Linked DNA regions of Homo sapiens: region 2 is linked to region 1. A link is a contact called in ENCODE Hi-C data. All regions are on one chromosome and are shown on one strand. Each heading gives the region's core, a stretch centred on a gene start or an enhancer-like site at or near the end of the contact. The rest is flanking DNA. Distances are from core to core; before and after follow the strand shown.

Region 1 (4,691 bases), core at 2,118-4,617:
AGAACAGCTGTTCTCATTCTTTGCTTCCGGAATATATTGACCACATCCCTCCAAGAACTGAATACAAACTTTTTCTATTCTAGGGTCATTCTGCAAGTGTTAAGTAAAGTAGTAATTGACTTATCAACAACTGCATTTTCCAAACTTGTCTTCAAGGAAGCTTTATTATGGACAAACTCTTAACATCTTGTGAATATTACTGTTCCACAGAGAATTATATAATCATTTTACAAAAACACCCAGATCTCAATATTATGTTATTTTTACTCCAAAGTAACAAAAATAATGTCAAACTTTACAATACTACAGTACATCTCCCAAATGCTTCAAAACATCTGAACACAAAGAAAACAAAGAATAAAAGCATACCATTGTTTGGTTTGTAAATATAGTTGCAGAACTGTGACATATTAGTAAAATCCTCATCAATGTTAATTTTTCCAGTGCTTGCACCAGGATATATTTGGCCTAGATCAAAATCATCAATATAAGCCTGTAGAGCTTGAGAAGCAGATCTGTACAGCTTATCTTTATAGTGAAACGAGCCATCAGAATTAGAGGAATTACTACCACTCAGGGTGCAGCTTGCCAGCAGGGCAGATACTGAAGATTCCTGAGAACAAAGTCTATGTTTTGTCTTTGATTTCGCCATGGCTTCTTCAAAGTGGATTGTTTCTATTCATTTCCCTTAAAAACAACTGTAATACAAAAACGAAATGTTAAGATGCCAATTAAAAGTGACCATACACAAACAAAATTACTAAATATGTAAACCTTTTGTAATTTTCTTTAAATAATAAAATCCATTATCTATAACAGACACTCCTTGTTAGGAATTGTAGATTTTTGTTATATTTATTATTGTGAATTCCTTCATCAATGATTTAGAAAACATTTTTTGAGTACCTACTATGTGGCTGGAAGTATGTATACAAAAATTATCTGAGAATATACATGGAAAATACCAAGGAGAGAGTACTCACTTCTTAAAAAGTCCTAAAAACTACTTATGAACCTCTTTTCTCTTATGGTGATATATTCTATGACATCACAATACCTAATATTCCCCTATACATCATATTTTTCAAATCATAAGCCTACTACCATGTGCTGCAGATAATAGCGCTCAATAAATTTTTTAAAGCCATCAAATGAAGTATTCAAAACAAGAACAATGGAGAATATTCACTTTCAATGTTATAAATGCTAGTACATTTACAACATTTAACTGTAAATAAACTGCAGGTCTTATTCTGGAATGAGTTAGCAATATACACTTTTCCTAAAATAGTTAATCATTTCCTGACCTTCGTTTTTGGTACCACCCTCCCTATTTTCAATTCTTATGTTAAATGGATTCAGCTCACCTCTTTCAAAGGAAGCTTAAATAATGTGAAAATCAACTCAATGTGTTCTTCTGTTTTTCCATTATTAAAATTGAGAGAATCCCTGTCTACCTCAGTACAGTAACAGGATGTATATTTGAAAACCTAAGAAATCACAGAACGAACCGGCACTAATTCAGTCCATGATGACATTCTTTTTAAAATTAAATGAATGGATTTCCTATACTAAAAAAGTATTAATGTTGAGGACTTAACATATGCTATGATGTTATAATGTTTAATTTTTGGCTATAATTTTAGAAATATTTGTTATAACAACTTTTAATGTAATCTTAGTAACTATTAAATTTGGCTTTAAAACATCGAAAGTTTTCTAATTAAATAAGAGACAAAGTAAAACATCATCCTACCACAGCGTTAGAGCATGCAATGGCCATTACAAGAGATCTGACCGTGGTCAGTGCAAATGGCAGAACATAAGGTAACAGTTGTTTCGTCTCATTGATTTATCTGAATTCTGTAATACTGGTATATCTCTGACGAATGGCTAAACTAAGCCAGCTTTACCTTTTTCGTATCCCTTTTATTTAAAGAAGTTTAAACTCACTCAAGTAAATTTGTTTGGATAAGCCTGACCAAATGTTTTCTGTCTTTGAATGCCGAACAGGCTACTGATTTTATTTTACAAAACCTTGAAAGAGAAAGCTGTTGTATTGGTCTCCGTAAGTGGGTGATAACATTTACTAGTTATTTCAACTCACAGGACAGACAAAAAGAAAATGCACAATTTAAGTTTCATTATGAAAAGTTTTCCAACTTTTCCCCAAAAGAGTATACAAAAGTAGAATCGTTCAATAAACCCCTATGTACTCATCATCCTGCTTCCAACAATCGCTGAACAGACCCCAATTGTAGCTAAAGTGGGTAGGGACCCACCCACTTCTCCCCACTTCAGCCACAGGATTATTTTGAACCCCACATATCTCATGCAAATCCCATATATCTTACCATTTCCTCCGTACAGGCTTCAGTTCGAATCTCCAAAAGAAAATCCATCACGCGGAAGAACAGAATGTTAAACTTATTGACAACAAATTTTAACTAACTTTGATTCAAAAACAGAATGTTCAGTGTTAAATAGCCAATGGGAATATCGCACAGGAAATTAAGAACAACTCTTGGAAATAGCTCTGTGACTGCTAAGTTAGGAAAGGGAACGTTTGTTTACTCGGCAGCAGAAAACCAGGAACCCACCGACCGGCCAGCGAAGGTCGCCCGTCTCCAGCAGTGCGCATCGTTCCCCTACCCCGGGCGCCCTGAATTCCAATTTTTCCAGTCCCAATCAGGCGACACCCTCCCTTTGGTGTTCCACCGCCCGTCAGTCACAGACACAGACAAGTTCTTCAGTGAGATGCTTTTCACTCCGAAACCATTTATTCAGCAGCCAGGGCGAGCGCAGCAATGGACTGAAGGAGAAGTGTTCCGAAGCGACAGCCCCAGAGCGCAAGCCCCTTCCTGTCGCCGCCTCAGGTCCGCAGACGCCCGTGTGAGCCCCCTCCGCCGCGTCCCGCGACCCTCCCTCGCCCAGGGGGCACTCCCCCTACAGTGTTCTTCCTTCCACAGAGACTCCACAAGCGCCCTCCCTCAGGAGACGTCTCCTCCTCTTTCCTCGCCACTCTCCTTTCGCCTTTTCTCGGCTGTCACAGGATGGGACAACCCTCGAAAAGACACCCTCCTTTCCGTCCTAACTCACCCCTAAGGCCCCAAAATAAAAATAAAGGAAAACAAAAACAAAAACCGCACACTTCCACAGCTCTCCGCCGAAAGCTCAGGCCTGTTACCCAACGCGAGACACCACAAAGCATCCCCAACCCGGACACCGCCCCGCCTCAGGCTCGGCTCACTCGCAGCTTCCTCCGCAGTCACAGCAGAGCTCGACACCCGCGCTCGCTTTCAAACCGCCCCAACATGGCGCCGGCCTGCGGTGCGCATGCGCGGCAGTGGGGCGCCGGGCGCGAGCGGAGATGAGGGAGCGGCCGGAGAAGAGAGGATGCTGTTGAGCGTTAGGTCGCGACCCCTGCTGGAAGGTGCTGTTTCTCCCTCCTTTCTGGGGCTGGGAATGGGGGGATGTGGGCTGCATCCAAGTCGCTGCCCCCCACGCCCTTCCAACCTCCGTCACAGCTATTCTCGGCCAGTTTGCGCGGGGACTTGCTGATCTCCCTTCAGCCGGCCCCGGGGTCTGCGGGAGGGGACTGGGTGGGGAGGGAGACTTAAGGGCGCTGGCGGCTGTCGTTCCGGTCGCTGAGAGTCTGCCCCACAGCTCCAGTTTTTCCAAGTGAGTTCAGCCTCCCCGCTTCCAGAGCATCCCCCGCCAAAAATAAGATATCGTCTCAGCTAGTAGGCAGTCCCCCCTCACCACTTCTTTCACTCCCTCTTCAGTGCCTTTCCTCTCACACCCCGGAGCCTCTCACACACAAAGCAGATGGGAGATTGGAGACCCGAGTTTAGCCAGGGATGGGATTTAACAAACTCCTAGGAAGCCTTGATTCCCAGGGAAGAATGGCAGTGACCCCGCACGGATTGGGGACCCAGTCAGGCAGCTCAGAAAGAGGGTCATTGTACAAACAGATGTAAAGACTCACTAACATGTGTGAACCTGTCTGTAAGTCTGGAAGGAATCCAGTTTCAACCAATTGGTGTATCAAAAAAAGAGGCCATCCCAATGTTGGTTTATGTTTATTTTCCACTGACCCTATGAGTGAAGATATCCTTGACCATGAGTCCATCTGAATATGTTCCAGCTCATCCGACGTTCCACCACCATGTAATACAATTGTAGTCTTACTGTTTGCACTTTCTTCTTTTTACCCTTTGTAGCCTACTAAATTTTACCTTCCCTTTTCTCTTAGCAAATGAAAAAGTCCGGAAGCTATAACGTTCAGTTTAGTGGTTAAACACAGGTCTATTGTGGCAGTAATAGTTGGTGATTTGAAAATAAGACATACCCTGCTAGTGGTATGTCCCAATAATCTTCAAAGTCTCTAGATCAATTAATATCAAGTAGGTTTCCAATAGGAAATCAAGAACGGTGTTTTATATGCTAAGACGAGCCCTGGTCGGGGATTAACAATCCTTGTTAATTGTTAGTGACGTAAGCTTAAAAACTTAAATTTTTGTATCCACGTTCCACCTAAGTGTCTTTTTAAACTGAGTTCCTTTAAAATAGTTTCTTAAAGATTCTTTTTATAAACAGTATCTTTTAAAGTTTTTTGTACTATATTTTTCTTTCATCTTGGGGCATATATGTAGCAAATGTTTCCTAATGAAGACAAAGTATAGATAAAG
Region 2 (4,100 bases), core at 480-2,979, 5.0 Mb before region 1:
AGCAAAATTACAAATATTTACTTGTATTATGCTTGAAATTCAGGTCCCTCATGAGTTCAAATCATGCGTAATGAATTGAAAATACTTAATATACATAATGTTTAACATAAAACGGTTCTTAAGATTGAAGGCTTCAATGATAGAATGGCTGGAATTGAAACCTACCTCTGCCACTTACTGTGTGACATTGGGCAAATTATTTAATCTATGCTTCTGTTTCCTCATCTGTAAATGGAAATATTAATGGCATCTACCTTAGAGGGCTGCTGTCAGCATTCAATAAGTTAACATATGTTGAAGGCTTAGTGCAGTTACACACAGAAAGCACTCAGTAAGTGTTTGCCATTTTTATAACATTAATGTTTGTTTAACAAATATTTATGGAATCTTCACTCTGTGCAAGGCATAGAGCTGGTTGCCAGAGCAATGAGAGAACCAAAGAAAATAAAATGATTAAATCCTATGGGTTGAAAACCATGGAGAGTCCAGGGCAATGACGCACATACACCATACAGTGGATAAATGTTTGTTACTGCTGCTGCTGAGATAGCAGTAAGTATGGTACTTTCATTTAAATTACATCTCGAGACTAGCAGGCGGAAAGCCTTAAATCCATATTCAACTTGAAGGTTTTATTTGAGCACTAGAAAGAGATTTAACAGTAATGGCCCATGAATCCGAAGATGGGATTCAACTTCCAAAACTGGGAAGTTAATGAAAAATAAGTTTAAGTAATGCGGGTATTGAGTCCCTAGGGCTAGTGTGGCGTTCATGTAGCCCACACGAACAGAGCTAATAAAAAGCCATGTGTAAAAACAATATAAATCATACTGCTGTTTCTTGGACTTGAAAAACTCATCATGACACATTTTTGAAAAAACAAAACTTTGGATTACCATGAATATTTTGACGATATTTTTTCCTAAGCAAGGGAAAGAGGAGTCCCCTTTAAAATATAGAACGTATTCATTGAGTGGAAGACCGATCCTATATCAAATGTCCAGGTTCTACAGACGCCTGGGTCCATAGCACATTATCCCTCTCACCAAAACCAAACCAAACCAAAGTCAGTTTCATTTGAATGCACTCTTGCCATGGTTTCAAAATTTGGAAAGCTCTTGGAATTAAATTTTGAGATGTAAAGGCTGGCTGACAAATTCACAGAAACCCTCTTTCCGACACCAACTTATAAATCCTAAGGCATCCTACAACCCCGTGGGTGCTGGTTTCTAGTTTGCAACGCTCTAACATAGCTTGGTAGAGCTCAGTGGGCTGGGACCATAAGCATTCGGGATTGTGCCACTGAAAAACTGATGTCACATCAAAAGGAACACCTTTCTTCTAATATACTAAAAAGGTTTTGTACAGGCTGGGTCCAGAGGTCTTAGGGCTAGCCAATTCCTGCTCCCAGGTATTCTAAGAAGCCGGAGAAAGCTCCCTGCAGGTAAGGACCCATCGGCGCTTCCCGCACTCTGCCGCGCGGGAAGCGAAGGTTGGAGTCCTTTCCCCACCCCCGGAGGGTGGGCGGGGCCGAAGGACCGCACCGCCCCAGACCCGCCCCCTGCGCGTGGCCCCGCCCACAGCTGCTCCTGGCCGTGCGGCCGCGCGGAAAGCGGAGGCCGGGGGCGGGGCTCACCCCTTGCCCTTGGGGGTCCCCCGGGCTCTGCCAATCAGCGAGCGCCCTGTTGGCCATCCGCAGCCATCCGCGCCCCTCCCTCTCCCGCCCTCCTCCGCGTTCCAGAATCCAAGATGGCGGGATCCAGGCAAAGGGGTCTCCGGGCCAGAGTTCGGCCGCTGTTCTGCGCCTTGCTGCTGTCACTCGGTCGCTTCGTCCGGGGCGACGGCGTGGGAGGAGACCCCGCGGTCGCGTTGCCACATCGCCGTTTCGAGTACAAATACAGCTTCAAGGGGCCGCACCTGGTGCAGAGCGACGGGACCGTGCCCTTCTGGGCCCACGCGGGGAGTAAGCCGGAGCAGAGGGCTGGGGGCCGGGTTCCTCTCCCCCTTCTGCTGCCTCTTCGCCTTTCATCCGCGGCTACCCTGGTGTGCTGAGGTTCCCGTTCCAGCAGCTGCACACCATATGCGCTGTGGAGGGGACCCTCCTGGCAGCCCCTCCGCCGGGTCCCTCCTGGTTCGCACGGTTCCCTCCGCTTGTCCCCGAGTCTTTCCCTCACCCATTCTGTTCTCTCTCACCCGCCTGCTGTCTTCCCTTCTTTGATCTCGTCGGTACTTTCCGTTGGATCTAGAGGTGTTTGGTTACCTCCTACACTTCCTAGCACTCAAACTTGCTTCTAGGTATCATGTTTCACAACGCCACGTCTCTAGGAGAAATGTGCCCTACCCCCAGCCATCCCAACCTGAGACATGTTCTAGAAGCCCCCTTACTTCCTTTCCCGCTTCCACCCCCCACCCCCGATCCCCGATTTCTTTGCTCCGGTGTTAGCAATGGTTAATGCTTCGCTTGAACCCCATGCCCACTGACGGCTCCTGAGATGGCATATAGTAGTATTAGAGTAATTTTTTAAGTCTTTGTATGTCAGAAGACATTCTTATACTGTTGGAACTACACATTTTCCTCTCAGTGACTTGGTGTGGTCTTTGATCTTTTCTCTCGTAGTAACACATTATGTAACTTTTTAGGAGAAGGGATATATTTTTAGGGATTGATTGTTTCTGAACCTGAGACTAAGAATAGCATTACATTTTTAGCCCTTTAAAAAAATTGGAAGCATTGAAATAATCTTGGGTTCATATTTTATTCACTCTCTGTGTTTGGCACTTTTGTAGATAAGAGAGCCTTGCTAGAGCATTTACTTACGTGAAAGAAAACATATCTGCACTTTTTAGTGCTGATGTGTCACTGCTGACTAAGGAGTCAATCGTAGCACTTGGCATGACATAAGCTCTGTTCAGTGACCATCAGATATACCCGTTGAACAAGTGGCAAATGCCTTTATATGAGATGAGGAGCTCTGGCAGTTTGAATTCTATCTTTGTGTGTGATTAATCTTTTTTTTTTTTTTTTTTTTTACTATAAGGTTTAGGGTACATGTGCACAACGTGCAGGTTGGTTAGTATGTATACATTTGCCATGTTGGTGTGCTGCACCCATTAACTAGTCATTTAACATTAGGTATATCTCCTAATGCTATCCCTCCCACCTCCCCCATAAGTAATCTTTTATATAAGGTTTTTATACATCACTTTAGATTATCCAGTTCTTGAAACAAAATGTTTCATTTCTAGAAAGTAATTACTGAATAGGAAGCACCCTTTTAGGAAGCGCTATTTCTCTCAAATTAATGTGTAATTGAAAGGTATAGATTTTAATTTGACTTAATGACCAAGTCATTAAGTAGTTGAAGTAGAGTGCAGTTATTTCGTTACTCAGCAGTCATTTATTATGTGCCCATGCAGCAAGGGTATATTACTGGGCATTTGTTATCAAGGTATCTCTATTCTTGATACACAAAGGTGATGCAAATGATATCAAACACAAGTTTTTGGAGTTTTTGTTTCTATTTGTGGGATGATGAATTATTCAGTAGTGATGGATTTGTTCACACATTTTCACTTCTACACCTCTCCACTGCCTGCCTGTTCTTCTATCCCTTTTCTCTTTTTCTCACACTCACATACACTACATTAGCCAATTAGGAATGTTAATCAACTAGTCAAATCAGCTACCTTGACTTCCTTTACAGAGCCGGAACCAACTAATCTATTCTGCTGCAGAAATGTCAAGATAATGTACCAGTAAATTAAAGCCGTGTGGCTAGAATGAATTTGAAACAAAGTATTAGTATTTTAGCCATGATTTATCTGGCTACTGGCTCTGGGAATCTCTGCTATAGACATCCCTTGCTTTCATTGTCACTGTAGTTTTTGCATAAGCCTCACTGTAACTACATTGATCATTTTTTTCTTTTCGTTTTGCTCTGCAATTCATTACTTTAAAAAAAAAGTAGAGAAATTTAAGATCTAGTTTAAACACAGCCCTTTACCTTCAACCCCAAATTAAGACCAAATCTATGGTGTTTCTCTTTCTTAACTCTAATGTTCCTTTAGTACACTTAAGGCCATAAGGGCAAAAAATGATA

Evidence for each region. A loop is a pair of places that touch in the nucleus more often than their neighbours do. Pooled maps may share reads with other maps.
Region 2: a map of CD4-positive, alpha-beta T cell shows a loop between it and region 1 (10-fold over the local background). The contact joins the promoter of LMAN1 here to the promoter of STARD6 in region 1. A Hi-C loop is called at or near these places in 2 of 168 maps with a recorded cell type or tissue (CD4-positive, alpha-beta T cell and CD4-positive, alpha-beta memory T cell) and 9 of 50 pooled maps.

Annotation. Positions count from the first base shown.
Region 1 is chr18:54,356,534-54,361,224 of GRCh38, reverse strand. STARD6 (StAR related lipid transfer domain containing 6) reads left to right here and starts at 3,367. Exons shown (of 8, transcript NM_139171.2): 1 at 3,367-3,433. C18orf54 (chromosome 18 open reading frame 54) reads right to left here and starts at 3,319. Exons shown (of 9, transcript NM_001288980.2): 1 at 3,150-3,319; 2 at 2,355-2,451; 3 at 370-698. The coding sequence starts at 652. RefSeq lists enhancers at 2,733-2,802, 2,304-2,815.
Region 2 is chr18:59,356,894-59,360,993 of GRCh38, reverse strand. It overlaps LMAN1 (lectin, mannose binding 1), which reads left to right and starts at 1,729. Exons shown (of 13, transcript NM_005570.4): 1 at 1,729-1,963. The coding sequence starts at 1,750. RefSeq lists a silencer at 1,445-1,744 and enhancers at 1,775-1,964, 2,155-2,204, 2,215-2,314.